Linked DNA regions of Homo sapiens: all the other regions are linked to region 3. The links are chromatin contacts, found by Hi-C or POLR2A ChIA-PET in ENCODE. All regions are on one chromosome and are shown on one strand. Each heading gives the region's core, a stretch centred on a gene start or an enhancer-like site at or near the end of the contact. The rest is flanking DNA. Distances are from core to core; before and after follow the strand shown.

Region 1 (3,635 bases), core at 424-2,923, 92 kb after region 3:
AACTGAAAATGATGCACACAGCTAATAAGCTAGAGGCAAAGGTTGCTACCAACCCTACCAACCCCAAGTAGAGGGCAGCTTCTTCGAGTCTGTGTTGCAGTGTGGAAAGCGGCAGTCCCTGTCATGCTTGCTGGCGACATCTGTGGCTGTAGTGGCGGTTGAACCAATAAGAGGAACAATTACAAGGTCCTGCTGACGTCAATACTTGGAAAAGAGCTTTGCCTGTTTTAAAAAGCTGCTATCCATTGTATTAAGCAACATCACTTACAGTAATCGAGGTGATCTATATTTATAATAATAATCAGGGTGCTTGCAATGTGTGCTCCTGCTTCACAAGTGCATAAAAGCAACAAGCTAACCAGAGTTGCTTTGCTCAGAAAAGTTATTCTAGGAGGCTTTTTTTCTGCTCCTCTTGCTTCCCTCTGCCTTCCTCTTGTTCCTTATCTTGATTACTTTTTCTTGTCTTTGAGCCCAGATTATATATGTATTAGTCTGTGCTTGCATTGCTATAAAGAAATACATGAGACTGGGTAATTTATAAAGAAAAGATGCTTAATTGGCTCATAGTTCTGCAGGCTGTACTGTAAGCATGACGCTGGCATCTGCTGGCTTCTGGAGAGGCCTCAGGAAACTTAGACAATCATGGCAGAAGGCGAAGGGGGAGCAGGCACATCATATGGCCACAGCAGGCACATCACATGAGCAGAGCGGGAATGACAGAGTGAGGGGGAAAGTGCTACACATTTTTAAATGACCACATCTCACAGGAACTCACTCACTATCATGAGGATAGTACAAAGATGATGGGGCTAAATCATTCACAAGAAATCTTCCCCCGTGGTCCAATCACCTCCCACCAGTCCTCACCTCCAACACTGGAAATTACAATTCAATATCAGATATGGGTGGGGACACAGATCCACACCATATCCATATGGTTCTGCAGGCTGTACAGGAATACATAGACATATATAATACACACACACACACACACACACACACACACACACACATATATATATATATAAAATCTCGATGAAGAAAATCTTGATAGATATTTTTAAATAGTTATGGACATGTACCCAGAGAGCATTCATTACACAGCCAAAAATGAGAAAGGAGCTGGAGGTGGGGTGGGAGTGAAAGGAAGACTGTGTTTTGTATCAAACATACCTAAATTCAATTTACTTCATCCATTTCTGTAACTAAATATAAACCTCAAGGACTTGTGTTCTTTGTGCAAATACTAACATGCCAGCAAAAGAACATATTTGTAGCATGCTTTTTAAATCTCTCACAACGCAGGTGTCATTTCTATGTTGCTAGGGGAGAAACTAAGGCTGCAAGAGGTAAATAGCTGCCATTTCTTGAACACTCCTATGTCGGGGATACATGAAGCATTTTACATACACGTGACAAAATTTTATAAGGTAGATTCTGCTATTGATCTCATTTTACAGAAGAGGAAACAGATTCAAAGCTAGAAGGCAGGGTGGAGCCAAGATTCAAATGCAAGCATGTTGAGTTGGAATCCAGGGCTCTTTCCCACTTAGCACGGGTGCTTTGTGGGATACTTCTGTAAAAATTCTTCTGTAGTCCAAGTCAGGGGACTTGCATTCAAATCCCACTAGTGTCTCTTATTAAATATGTGTCTTGTTGTCAAGTTACTTAATCACTCTCTTCTAAAAAAAGCTCACACTCACATGATACTGTTTCAGTTCTGCCTGTTTTTATGTTTCACAATGTATTGTTTTCTTCATGAGTGATATTTCCTCCTTTAAAAATATTTGAAATACTAAGTATGAATTTTTGCTCTATTTTCTTTATTTTTAAAGTTAACATCCGATAAAATTGATTTTTTGGATGTAGAGTTAACACATACATAGATTATATATGTTATATAGAGAGACGCTATATATGTTTACATATATATACACATATGTGTATATACACATATATGCATGTGTATATTATTTATATATACATATGTATGCATATACATGTACAACTACATATGTGTATATACATATATGTGTATAAACATGTACATATACATGTACGTGTATATATGTATGTATATTTACACACACACATATATAGATTCATGTAAACCTTCACCACAAACAGGACACAGAACAGATCCATCACTGCCAAAATTCCCTGTGCTGCTCCTTTTTTAGACACATCCTCCTCCTGTCCATAGCCTCTGACAACCATTGATCTTTTCTCCATCACTGTAGTTTTGTGTTTTCCAGATGTCATACAAATGGAATCATATAGTAGGTAGCCATTTGAAACTGATTCCTTTTTTTTAAGTTTTGTGGTATTTTATTTCATTTATTTATTTATTTATTTATTTATTTATTTATTTATTTATTTTTGAAACGGAGTCTCCCTCTGTCGCCCAGGCTGGAGTGCAGTGGAGTGATCTTGGCTCACTGCAAGCTCCGCCTCGCATGTTCAAGCGATCCTCATGCTTCCGCTTCCCAAGTAGCTGGGATTACAGGTGTGCACCACCGTGCTGGGCTAATTTTTGTATTTTTAGTAGAGACAGAGTTTCACCATGTTGGCCAGGCTGGTCTTGAACTCCTGACGTCAAGTGATCTGCCCGCCTCAGCCTCCCAAAGTGCTGGGATTACAGGAGTGAGCCACCGCACCTGACCATTTTATTTTATTTTTAATTGACAAATAATAATTATAGACCAGGTACAATGCCATGTCATGAATTATTGTAGAGTGATTAAATCTAGCTAATTAACATTATTCATCATTTCATATACTTATCATTTTTTTGCGTGGTGAAAACATTTAAAATTAACCCTTTCAGCAGTTTTGAGATATATGAACTTTATCATTAGCTATGAGTCACCATGCTGTGCAATAGATCCTGAAACTTATTCCTGCTGGTCTAACGGAAACTTTGTACCCTTTGACAATTATCTTCCCTTTCCTATCCTCACCCTTCCCTTTCCGCCTACCAGCCTCTGGTAATCACCATTCCACTTGCTACTTCTATGAGTTTTAGTTTTTTAGGTTCCATAGACAAATAAGGTCATTCAGTATTTGTCTTTCTGTGCCTGGCTTATCTCACTTAACATGTCATCCAGGTTCATCCATGTTGTTGCAGATGACAGAATTTTCTTATTTTTTAAGGCTGAGTAGTATTTCATTGTGTATTATAAACTACATTTTCTTTATCCATTCATCTGTTGGTGGACACAGTTTGCTTCCATATCTTGGCTATCGTGAATAACGCTGCAATAAACATGGAAGTGCAGATACTGCTTTGACATACTGATTTCAATTCCTTTGGATACATACTCAGAAGTGGGGTTGCTGGTGAGATCATACGGTAATTATATCTTTAATCTTTTGAGGAACTTCTATGCTGTTTTTCCATAATGGCTGTACTAATTTACGTTCACACCAACAGTGTAGCAAGGTTCCTTTTTCTCCACATCCTCTCTAAAACTTATCTTGCGTTTTTGATAGTAGCCATTCAAACAGGTGTGAGGAGATATTCTATTGCGACTTTAATTTGTATTTCCCTGATGATTAGTGATATTGAGCACATTTTCATATATCTGTTGGCCATTTGTATGTGAGACTGATTTCTTTCATTCAGCAAGATGCCT
Region 2 (3,332 bases), core at 513-3,012, 76 kb before region 3:
TCTAACCCTGTACCAAATCAGATCTGCAAAGCTAGCTGAAGGAAGTTTTTGAGGGTGTTATTCATGACTTTCCAGAGCCTTTCTTTCACTTAGGAGAAGTTCCTGTTTTGGGTTAATACCGAGAAGAGTGAGTTATACTTCTCTTGGGCAATCATTAACCAATATGTAGAACGTTTATTTTTAACTCTTCATTTGTGCCCCATCTCGAATGGAGCCATTTGATCGTTGTTTTTCATTCTTCTTTGGTTTTACACTTATTTTATACCACTTCATATTTTATGCATTCTTAGATGCTGCCTTCAGTTTCCTCTGAAACAAGATGGAAAACAGGCAACAAACAAATAAAGATATAAATAATTCAGGTTCTTATTACCTCTTTCTCTGGCTATTGGAATACTGGCCTTCCCTTCCCACCTCGTATCTTTCCTTCTGTATATCTTTTACATACTAATCATGTCGTCCTCCTGCTTAAAAGCAGTTAGCAGTCCCATACTTGCTCTTTCGCAGAGCACGTAAGGCCCTTCACAGTCTTAAAACAGTCTTTTCTTAACCTCAGAATCTCCCTGTGTCCTTATTTCCAGCCATGCCAAGCCACTCATTGCTCCTCTTAGAAGTGTTATGTGTTCACATACTTCTAAACTTCATATTGGATACTGTAGATATAGTGGTTTGTGAACATATGCTGTGCTGCCACTTCTCATGAACTCCTATTCATCTTTTAAGGCCCATATCAAATGTCACCTTCTCTGGAGTGCCTTTCCTGATTCCTTATAAAACTCTTTCATTTTACTATAAGTACTCTGTTAGTACTTTCTAGATTCTTTTGCTAATAGTAATTATCACACCATTTTATTGATTTGTTCATTTGTATGTTTCTTAACCATTTTTTTCACTTATCTTGTATACTTTGGTCTTGGCATGGGATAAGCATTTAATAAAAGTTTGTTTTGACTGTGCAAATGAACATTACACTGTTTTTTGGTGGACATCTATAGCTGACGTTTCACCGCATGTGATACCATGGCCACAGGACTTTTGGATTTGTGGGTTTTGCTTAGTTACAACAGTAAGTCACTTTAAAAAATATTTTGTTTCCAATAATAGATTTATTGAGTCATAATAGTCATCTCTAGGTCGAAACAACTAGAATATAGAGTGTACTGTTGGCTCATAGTATCTTTTGGGGTCCCACTAGTCTATCTTAAAAAGTCATTCAGCCCCTCTGTAACAGAATCTCATTGACTAGGAGATTAATGAGAAATTAGCCATGACTAGGCTTGCTGAATTAAAATTGGAAGCAAGGGTTATTACTAGAGATGCTGGGTTTATGGTAGATGAAAGCATGACCAATCATTACGAACTGAGGGGTTTTAGAAACACAGATTTGTTGCATTTCATTAACTAGTCTCCAGACATCTGTATTAGCACTTGTTTGCCAACAATTTACTAATCATTTTATGTGTCTATATCTTACTCTCTCAACTAGCTCAAAAGCAATCTGAGAGAATGAATTATGCATTATCTAATGTAGGCCACAAGCTGAGCATCCTGATGGCAAAATATTACCTGGCATGGCCCTTTGGAACATTTACAAAATGTGGAGGGATACTCCCTGCATCGTGGGAACACAGGCTGTAGTTTAAGCTGCTCTGAAAGTGGAACACTCCTCTTCTTCCTCCTACAGTAGGGCTCAGTGAGTTTTGTTTTGTTTTCTCTATATTTGGCTCTGTGGGAAATCATCTGACCTTGGGTCTTGGGCAGGGACTAACGGGCACGTGAGATCTTGAGGTTTCTGGTTCAGGATACGATGGAAAAAAATCAACCAACTGATAGACTTTAGTTAACACAGAATGAACTGGCTGCCATGAAAATATACCCAAAAGGCTCACAGAAAGGATATTCCTGACTCTGGTCCAAAGGAATTTACATGCAAAACAGTCTCCCAGAGACAAAACCCAGGAACCATTAAAAACAAATTTTCTCTTAGGAGTTAGTATACACTTTTAAGGAGAAGAGCTAACCTGTGAGGATGAGCTTTTAGGAGAACTTGTCCTGGAAGCCTTTCACTACCATGTTGCTCTGGCATTGCAATGCATGTCAGAGATTAAGTATATTCCTGTATCTATGACACCAGGAGAGATGGAATCAAAATACACAAATACATAAAATTCATCTGCTGGTGCAGCAAGAAAACACAGATCAATCAAGACAATAGATTTGGCTCCTTTGTGCTTTAAAAAGCAAGAAAATAAACTTTAATGTTACTATACCCGTTTGGATTCCAAAAGGATCAAATGGCATTTGAATAGTTCTAGATGAAAAGACAAATACTTAGCAAATATATTTTCTTCACTGGTATTAGGCTGCAGGCATTCATGGGAGCTAGGCTACTTATAGTCTCTGCTTTGTATATGTATATATATAAATATATATTTAGCATCAGTAGAGTAGGGGGTTGGCAGGGTGAAAATAGCCTTACACTAATTTTAGATAATTTGCATAGCATTCTCGGAACATGTCTCTCTATGACCTTAATGAAATGAACAACTGGGCTAAGGAGAACAGGGCACAAATGAGACTTTTTTGTGGGGACCTTTCAGTCTTTGCCGACAAAATACATCTATCAATAAGGCATACCTGAAGGAAGCACTTGGAGGGTCTTTATTGCATATGCCAACTGGTTGTTTCTCTATGTAATAACCTTTTTGATAAGCTTTTCGGTAAGGCTAAGTTGTTAGAGAAGAAGCTTTCAATTATTCTCTGTAAGGTGATGGGACATGTCCATATTTAGGACAAATGGATGGAGCTACACTGTGAATAGCTATAGTTCCTAACGAATCGTAAGTGGCAAGATTGCCACTTGCAGATCCCCTGTGTGGTGTAGGCATGTAGAAGGAGAGTGGCAAAAGGCATTGAATGGATTGATTATTTTGAGGCACTCTGATGTTTTTTCTGTGTTTTTGAATGAAGTACAACCACAACCACATCTCTTTATGATAGGCATAGAGGTATGCATGCCACCCATATTCAGAAGTAAGCCAACCTTCTTTAACTACTAAGAATCTTCTAGAGCAGATAAATATAACAAAGTTAAGTTTTTAAAAGAAAGCATTTTTGTGTTTCCAAACAATGCAATTATTCTATTAATTTAAAACCAAACTCAACCAAATGCCTCGCTTTAAATAAACACTTTGAAATACCTTTTGCCCTTTATTTTTGTTTAAAGCTTTTAAACCTCTTTAGCTAGCTGGTACAGAACAATACTGAAGTTTACAAAATTCACCCAAACCTAGGACATTATAAATGCCTTAACAATGCCTAAGAAAACTCCC
Region 3 (3,454 bases), core at 118-2,617:
TGCCACTCCTTGATCCTTTTGAATGGGCCAGTTCGTAGGGGGTCATATTTGGGGTTAAGAGGAATGGCACCAAATTTTTTTTTGGTCAAACTTCCTAGGTGGCCACCACTTGGGTATTTTTCTCTTGACTCCAGGTACTGTGTTATTCCAGCCCGCTAAACAGTCTGAACCTACTTAGCCTGTCATCAGGGCAGATGAACTAAATAAGTGAAGACAATAGTAGGACAAGATGGGGCATGTAAAATAGAATTGGACCAACCCCCTAAATCTTCCCACTTTCTCTTTCCCACCAGCTGACTTTCTGCCACCATCACCCAAAGGCATAGGGTAAGGTTAGGTAGTGGAGAAGAAAGTCCTCCCAAGTGTGTACCTTTAAGATGACAGCATTTGGCGGGGTGCAGTGGCTCACGTCTATAATCCCAGCACTTTGGGAGGCCGAGGCAGGCGGATCACAAGGTCAGGAGATCAAGACCATCCTGGCTAATGCGGTGAAACCCCGTCTCTACTAAAAATACAAAAAAAAATTAGCCAGACGTGCTGGCGGATGCCTGTAGTCCCAGCTACTCGGAAAGCTAAGGCAGGAGAATGGCGTGAACCCAGGAGGTGGAGCTTGCAGTGAGCGGAGATCGCACCACTGCACTCCAGCCTGGGTGACAGAGCGAGACTCCGTCTCAAAAAAAAAAGATGGCAGCATTTTTTTCCTGATTTCCATCAGCTACTTCTACTCTACTGGTGTCTCTTTGGCACAGCCCAAGTTCAATAGATGGGTTAGAATTGGACATACTTGACTGTTCTGGTAGCCGATGGTCAGCTCAGGGAGCAGCCTCAGGCTGTGACCACCACCTTCACTTGGATCACCAGAGACTCAAAAGAAAAGCAGGAAGAGGTGACCCCACCCTCTTCACTGGTGAAAGATTGCACATACCTTTGGGACATCTAAAGGAGAATGTAGCCCTTTCAGAGCTAACATTACAGATCACGGCAATTTACTGGACTCGATGTACTCCTCATTCCACTAGGTTCCCTTAGGAATCATCATTTCAATTAGACCCATAAATCCTTTTCTCATTTGTCTGCAAAGACTATGAAACATGATGTCACTTTATTTCTTTTAAAGAAAGCGTTGACGACACAGGTGGTGACCCTAATGATGACATGGAATACCTTGACATCTTTCAGCCCCCCTGGTCATTTCAGTTTGGCCAGGAAATACAGCAGTGACTGGACACACGGGACCTTATGATGGGATTGTGAGTTCAGACACCCCCAGTGTTGGTCTTGTGCAAAGAGGAAACCAGGAGGAGGAACTGTTCATCAGCACCCATGCACACCCACGCGTCTATAATTACCAACAACAGTTGCAGCGCAACCCAAAAACATAAACACACTGAGCTGGCTGAAGCCCAGGGCTCTATTTATAGTCTCCATGGACCTACTAATAGCCTTAACACCCTCACTGAAACAGACCCCAAGTCGGGAGCAGGGCAGGGCCGGGGCTGTTGCAGTTGTGGGGTGAAGCCACTGCTCTATACCTTCAGTTCAATGTGGCCCATGTGTGAATGGGCCACCGAAAATATCCAACCGCTCTGAGAGGTGCACATCTCAAAATAAACATTTTCCTGAGCAGGCCAGACAAAAGCACAGAGCCAAAGGATTTCCAGTTCAGACTCGGAAATTATAGGTTTTAATTGGGAGGTGTAACAGTGGCACGTCATCGTTGCTTGTACGTTTTGCCTGAACTATGTTTGTTCAAGCAAGACAGGAAGTGGCCAAGAGTATGACACAGTGGAAAGAGCAGGGGCTGGGGAGTCAGACAGCTCTACATTTAGCTGGGTGGCCTTGAACAAGTTTCCTGACCCCTTTGAACCTCAATTTTCTCTTCTGTAAAATGGGAATACTAAGAATATCTATCTCTTAGGAGGCTGTTAGGGTCATAGATGACATGCAGATCCTCAAAATAGAAGTTTTGATAGTATCAGTTTTAATAATGCATTATTATAAATCAGGATTTCTGAAGGATTTGACCCATATAACTCACACTGAGTACTTCTATCATGTCTTTGAGAGGGTCCATATTATTTTAAAAAAAAGGTAAAGAGTTGAAAGATATATTTAGAGATTTTTCTCCTACATAGTTGATGTTAAAGTTATTTCAGAAAGTTGAGAACAAATAGGTTTGCTCCATATTTCTTTAACTTCAATATTCAAAGGTTCTATCTATCTATCCATCTATCTATATAGCATAGGTGCAAATTTCATTTCTTTAATATTTTAATAAGGAGTAGTCCATGTGATGGGAGTGGTAAATGACATTATGTCTATTTTAATGTTCAGGGAAAATAAGGATAGAAATTCTATAGCTTGGTAAAAAAATGTTTAAATCTTAAAGAGAATCAGAGAGGCACTGCAAACAATTTCTCCCTGCCCCCAATACCATTGTATTTACATGGGCTCCCAGCTCCTGCTGGAACCCTTCAAGAACTAGGGACCCAGCAGTCAGTCCATTCCATTTTGGGAGCCACTCAAGTAATTAAGAAGACCTTCCTCCTGTTGAGCCCAACTTGTTCTCTCTCTCGCTTTCATGTATTGGTCCTGTTTATCCCTTGAGAAAAAAAGAGAGTCAACTTCCTCTTCTACACAAGGGCTCTTCAAACTTTAGAAGAATGATACCATGGCTTTCCAAGTCTTCTCTTCTCCAGGCAAACATTCTTGGTTCTCTCTACAACCACAGGAAAACTCCTGATCTCTCACTCAAATTCTTTTTTTTTTTTTTTTTTTTTGAGACGGAGTCTCGCTCTGTCGCCCAGGCTGGAGTGCAGTGGCGCGATCTCGGCTCACTGCAAGCTCCGCCTCCCGAGTTCACGCCATTCTCCTGCCTCAGCCTCCCGCGTAGCTGGGACTACAGGCGCCCGCCACCACGCCCGGCTAATTTTTTGTGTTTTTTAGTAGAGACGGGGTTTCACTGTGTTAGCCAGGATGGTCTCGATCTCCTGACCTCGTGATCCGTCCGCCTCAGCCTCCCAAAGTGCTGGGATTACAGGCGTGAGCCACCGCGCCCGGCCTGTTTGTTTTTTTTTTAAGCATTACTAGCGGTTCCTCAATATTCCTTCTCCTCCTCGCTGCCTTTGATTATCCGTATATGGACTGAGTCTAAGCATGTAAATTACATGCAACTTCATTTTTCACTTTGTCTCTCAATTACTTGGGAGCCACTTTCTTTCTCTTGCTTTGTTGATACATATTTAGGAAATACACATCTCATTTTGCTTTCATATTAATCCAAGTGAAGTTTGAAGGTAAATTTACCACAAACAAAAAAATTACAAAGGACATTCCAAAGTCAAAAAAATTAATATTTAATTGCACAGCTTTAGGGTTTTTTGTTTTTTTATTTTATTTTATTTTATTTTTTCTTGTTTTGGTAGATTTTTTTTTTTAATACTTTAAGTTTTAG
Region 4 (3,625 bases), core at 1,119-3,618, 130 kb before region 3:
AAGAATTGTTCCTCTTTGCCTTTCTCCCAGCACCAGCCTGCAGTATAAATGTGAGCAATGTTAGTTGACTGACTGACTGACTGACTCACTCACTCACTGTAGAACTTACCAGCTACCTGGAACAAAGTCAGAACAAGGGCCTGAAAACTTGCCCTTCTCTTTCCCCTCCTATTTTGGCACCTCTCTCCTTCCCTTGTGCTGGGATTCTGACTCTGGAATTGATTACCTGATGATCTTGGATCATGATTTAGCCTCAGTTCCTGCAGTTGGAAAATGGGGGCATGATTAGTCCTTTGTAAAGGCTAAGATGGCATGTGTGAGAGCCAGTGGTCAGTGAAGGCTTGTGGTTCTGGCTGTTGCCCAGTGCCCTCTCTGGGGTCCCTGGGTACCCATTACCATCTGCTGAGCTGCCCACTGAGGCCTGCTGTCCTAAGGCAAGGCCCTATGGTGCACTCAGCCTCCTCTGATCTTTCCACACTTCTTTCCTTTGATTTCCATATCAAGATTTACCTCTTCTGTATCCTGTTTCTTCAGAACTCGACTTTCTACTAAATAGGATAAAATCATCCCTATTCATTCATTAATGGATACTGATGGGTTAGAAAAGACCCCTCCAACCCCCCAGCAATTGTTTAACCTGAAGGGCAGCTCACCCAAGGTTGGCTGCTGGCACTCATAGATTCACAATCTGAAAGGTGCCCTAGAGAGATCATCTCATATAATGGCTTTCAAACTTTTTTTCCAAATAAAACATAATTCATAAACCTGTCTATAAAATATAGAGGGGTCTGCTTTGATTGAGAGGAGGTGGGTAGCACCTCCCTGCTTGGTTTTCCCCAAACTGAAGGCCCTAGAGTGCTTGCACAGAACTCCACTGATTCTAGTCCAACCCTCTCCTTACAGAAGAGAAACCAAGGCACAGAGAGAGGAAGGGACCTCAGACTCCACAGACAGGTGGCTACCAGACTGGGGTTGGGGCCCAAGTCACCTGTGCCCTGATCCATGCCTTCCACTCTGACAAACGTGCCTGCAAGAAGAAGCAGCCAAAGAAGAAAGAGGTTGTTTCTGATGACTCATCGAATTTGCTCTTCTAAAGGCAAAGCTAGTATTTTTTTTTTCTAAGCCCCCGGGTGACTCCAGACAGAGATAATAAGAGAAAAAACCTTTTACCTCTAAGCTACCTGTTTGAATGTAGTACAGGCTGTTAGTCACTCAAGGTCATTATTGTGTGATGGGTTATCAAAGGCCTATGTGAAATGTGTGGGATTTTTATGAGCTAGTTTTTATTATAGTAAAATGTTTAAAGGCCCCTTATGTACAAAGTGTTTTGAAAGCTCTAATAGGGCCCCATAATCACCCACATAATTATGAAGGTCGAATTGTGCTGGACAAACTTGAGAGCTATTTTTGACCACATTAGTGGATGAACAGAACAGAATATTAAAAATATTTTTGTTGTTACTCTTGTCCCTTTTAGCCTTCCGGGTACAACAAAATCTCTCTTGGAGCTGGAGGAAACTGCTGCTCTGGTATATTTTCCCACTTTTGTAAATCTAACGAGGTTTCCTTTCCCTGGGTTCCAGACACAGGATAGACAGGCTGTACATTAGGTTTTGGAGGAAAGAGTTGGCCATAGTGAGTATTCACGTCCGTTTGCTAAGGAAACTTGCTTCGGCTTGTTTTCGGTCCCGTCCCCCATTGCCCCACGGTGAACAGATGCCCGTCTGTTGCAGGCCTGGGCCTCACCGGATGTCCTTCTATAGCGATGCCTGCCGCTTTCACTGGCCATCCTTAATTTTCCATTTTACACTAGGAAACTGCGAAGTTAGAAAAACAATGGACTGTTTCCTTCCTCTTTCTTTAAACCAAGAGGCTGAAAGGAAGGCTTCGTATTCATTACTCACAGGCCAGACTTGGGGATAAAGGTCGCTAAAGTTCAAACGAAACAAAAGTTAAAGTCCACAGCTCTCAGTGAGTTCCCAGTCCAGCTGGGGTCAAGATGACACTGATCCCCTCACTGAGTCCTCATGTTAACCCGAGACTTGCCTCAAGCTTTGTAAGTATTTTCGGTAGACATTTGGAATCTCTGAGCTTGCTAAAAAGCGCTCAAGATTACGGGCATGAGGAGGGAAAGAAGTGACACAAAGCAGTCTCCATCTGGGGACAGTCTTCCCTTCTAGGACCTTGGCCTCCAGGCTTTCTGGGAGCCTGTCATTATAATTGGTGGTGACAGGTGCATTTCTTAGAACCCTAACTTAAGAGCATTCTTGCTAAACAGCTAAGATGCCTTTTTTCCTGCCATTTCAAAAATTTCCTCTCTGAAATATCCTTTTTGTTGTGGCCTATTTTCCTGTGGCAAGACTATCTGTGGCCAGAAAACCCTCACGTGGTGAGTGGTCTAGATGTGCCATCCAGCTATGTTGCCTCATGATGTGGAAAGGGAGAAGGAAACCACCCTTTAACACCAGGGTTCCGCTGTGTGCTATTTATGCTAAAAAGCAGCTGTCATGATTTTTTCCAGCCAGGCCTCCCTGTTGGACTTGAAATCCACATGGAAGAGCCTGATGTCACAAAGCAGCAGAAACCTGATAGTAGGGGCAGCAAAGGAAGGTGTTATGAGAAGTTCCACCAGAAGAGAGAGCTCTGGTAAACCCTGCATGGGCAACAGGCCGAGCCACACTAGGACTTCAGGGGTCCTAGGCACTTTTGCCATGGTAGGCCTTCTTCTTCCTAAAGATAAATAAATACATAATTCTATTTTATGGCTACACTGATATACAGACAAATGTGTTCGTGTTATATGTCACAATATTTCCTTCCACCTGAAAGCTCGTTTTTTTCTTCTCATTTTAAAAGAAATTAAAACACTTTTCATGGGCGCTGTAAAAGTATTGTGGAATGTGAGCACTGCATCTGCCGTACCTAATGGATAAGTTGACCCTGTCAACAAGAAGCAATCCCTGTCCTCGGTACAATTTGAAGAAACGGGATATTTATGAGTTAGGACAGTTTCATTCTTTAAAAGGCAATGCATGTTACAGATGGGTTTGGTTCATAAAATGAGAAAGGTTAATTAGATGTATATACAAATCCACAAATCAAAATCTCCCAATTAGCAATAGGTTTATATGCAAGGACTTTGATGTTCCAAAGTAAATTTTAAAGCTTTGGTTTGGTGCAGTAAAAACCAGAGGGTTATAGATACTGAGGTGGTATGGACTTGGGTCAGGATCCTGGCTCCAAATCCACAAACAGACAGACTACTCTATTGCTTGGGTAAGTTATTTTATTCTGTGCTTCTGTTTCTTTCTCTAAAAATGAGAGGTAACAATAGCTACCTCATGAGGTTGCTGGGAGGATGAAATGAAGTCATGTTAGTAAAGCACTTAGTATAATGCCTGGGATATTGTAAATTTTCAGTAAGAGTTATTATAATTGCCATTATTTTCATCATTAGGAAGTGTTATTCTTTTCAACAGGTGGTGGAACTCAGGCTCCTCCATTATTTTGCTGGACAATTTTGCTAAGTTTAGACAGGTGATGAGTAGATAAAAAGAAGCATATATCAGAGGTTAGAATTAATCAACCAATAGCACATGAAGAGGAGTGGGAAGTGACACAGAAG

The links. Hi-C counts contacts between places; a loop is a spot of excess contacts on that map. ChIA-PET counts read pairs that join two places held with the same protein, here RNA polymerase II (POLR2A). Pooled maps may share reads with other maps.
Region 1: a map of CD14-positive monocyte shows a loop between it and region 3 (2.9-fold over the local background). The contact joins two enhancer-like sites. A Hi-C loop is called at or near these places in 2 of 168 maps with a recorded cell type or tissue (both CD14-positive monocyte) and 7 of 50 pooled maps. POLR2A ChIA-PET finds 5 or more read pairs at or near these places in 2 of 52 experiments (OCI-LY7 and activated CD4-positive, alpha-beta T cell).
Region 2: a map with no recorded cell type shows a loop between it and region 3 (7-fold over the local background). The contact joins two enhancer-like sites. A Hi-C loop is called at or near these places in 2 of 168 maps with a recorded cell type or tissue (CD4-positive, alpha-beta memory T cell and CD8-positive, alpha-beta T cell), 19 of 37 single-sample maps with no recorded cell type and 8 of 50 pooled maps. POLR2A ChIA-PET finds 5 or more read pairs at or near these places in 2 of 52 experiments (CD4-positive, alpha-beta memory T cell and OCI-LY7).
Region 4: a map of CD14-positive monocyte shows a loop between it and region 3 (2.5-fold over the local background). The contact joins two enhancer-like sites. A Hi-C loop is called at or near these places in 5 of 168 maps with a recorded cell type or tissue (B cell, CD14-positive monocyte, Right ventricle myocardium inferior and 2 more), 8 of 37 single-sample maps with no recorded cell type and 13 of 50 pooled maps. POLR2A ChIA-PET finds 5 or more read pairs at or near these places in 8 of 52 experiments (CD4-positive, alpha-beta T cell, CD4-positive, alpha-beta memory T cell, CD8-positive, alpha-beta memory T cell and 5 more).

The regions. Positions count from the first base shown.
Region 1 is chr10:62,538,534-62,542,168 of GRCh38, reverse strand. No RefSeq gene overlaps it. Among named protein-coding and RNA genes, the nearest start is that of ZNF365, 170 kb to the right of the region's middle. Within about 2 kb of position 1,673, at least 3 of the 41 ENCODE cell types and tissues checked have a DNase peak (open chromatin) inside an H3K27ac peak, as active enhancers do; they include CD14-positive monocyte and OCI-LY7, where a contact is called at or near this core.
Region 2 is chr10:62,707,166-62,710,497 of GRCh38, reverse strand. No RefSeq gene overlaps it. Among named protein-coding and RNA genes, the nearest start is that of ADO, 96 kb to the left of the region's middle. Within about 2 kb of position 1,762, at least 2 of the 41 ENCODE cell types and tissues checked have a DNase peak (open chromatin) inside an H3K27ac peak, as active enhancers do.
Region 3 is chr10:62,630,569-62,634,022 of GRCh38, reverse strand. The region is part of intron 1 of LOC105378327 (a long non-coding RNA gene); the gene reads left to right. Among named protein-coding and RNA genes, the nearest start is that of ADO, 170 kb to the left of the region's middle. RefSeq lists an enhancer at 1,549-1,718. Within about 2 kb of position 1,367, at least 14 of the 41 ENCODE cell types and tissues checked have a DNase peak (open chromatin) inside an H3K27ac peak, as active enhancers do; they include CD14-positive monocyte and OCI-LY7, where a contact is called at or near this core.
Region 4 is chr10:62,758,812-62,762,436 of GRCh38, reverse strand. No RefSeq gene overlaps it. Among named protein-coding and RNA genes, the nearest start is that of ADO, 44 kb to the left of the region's middle. Within about 2 kb of position 2,368, at least 5 of the 41 ENCODE cell types and tissues checked have a DNase peak (open chromatin) inside an H3K27ac peak, as active enhancers do; they include CD14-positive monocyte, where a contact is called at or near this core.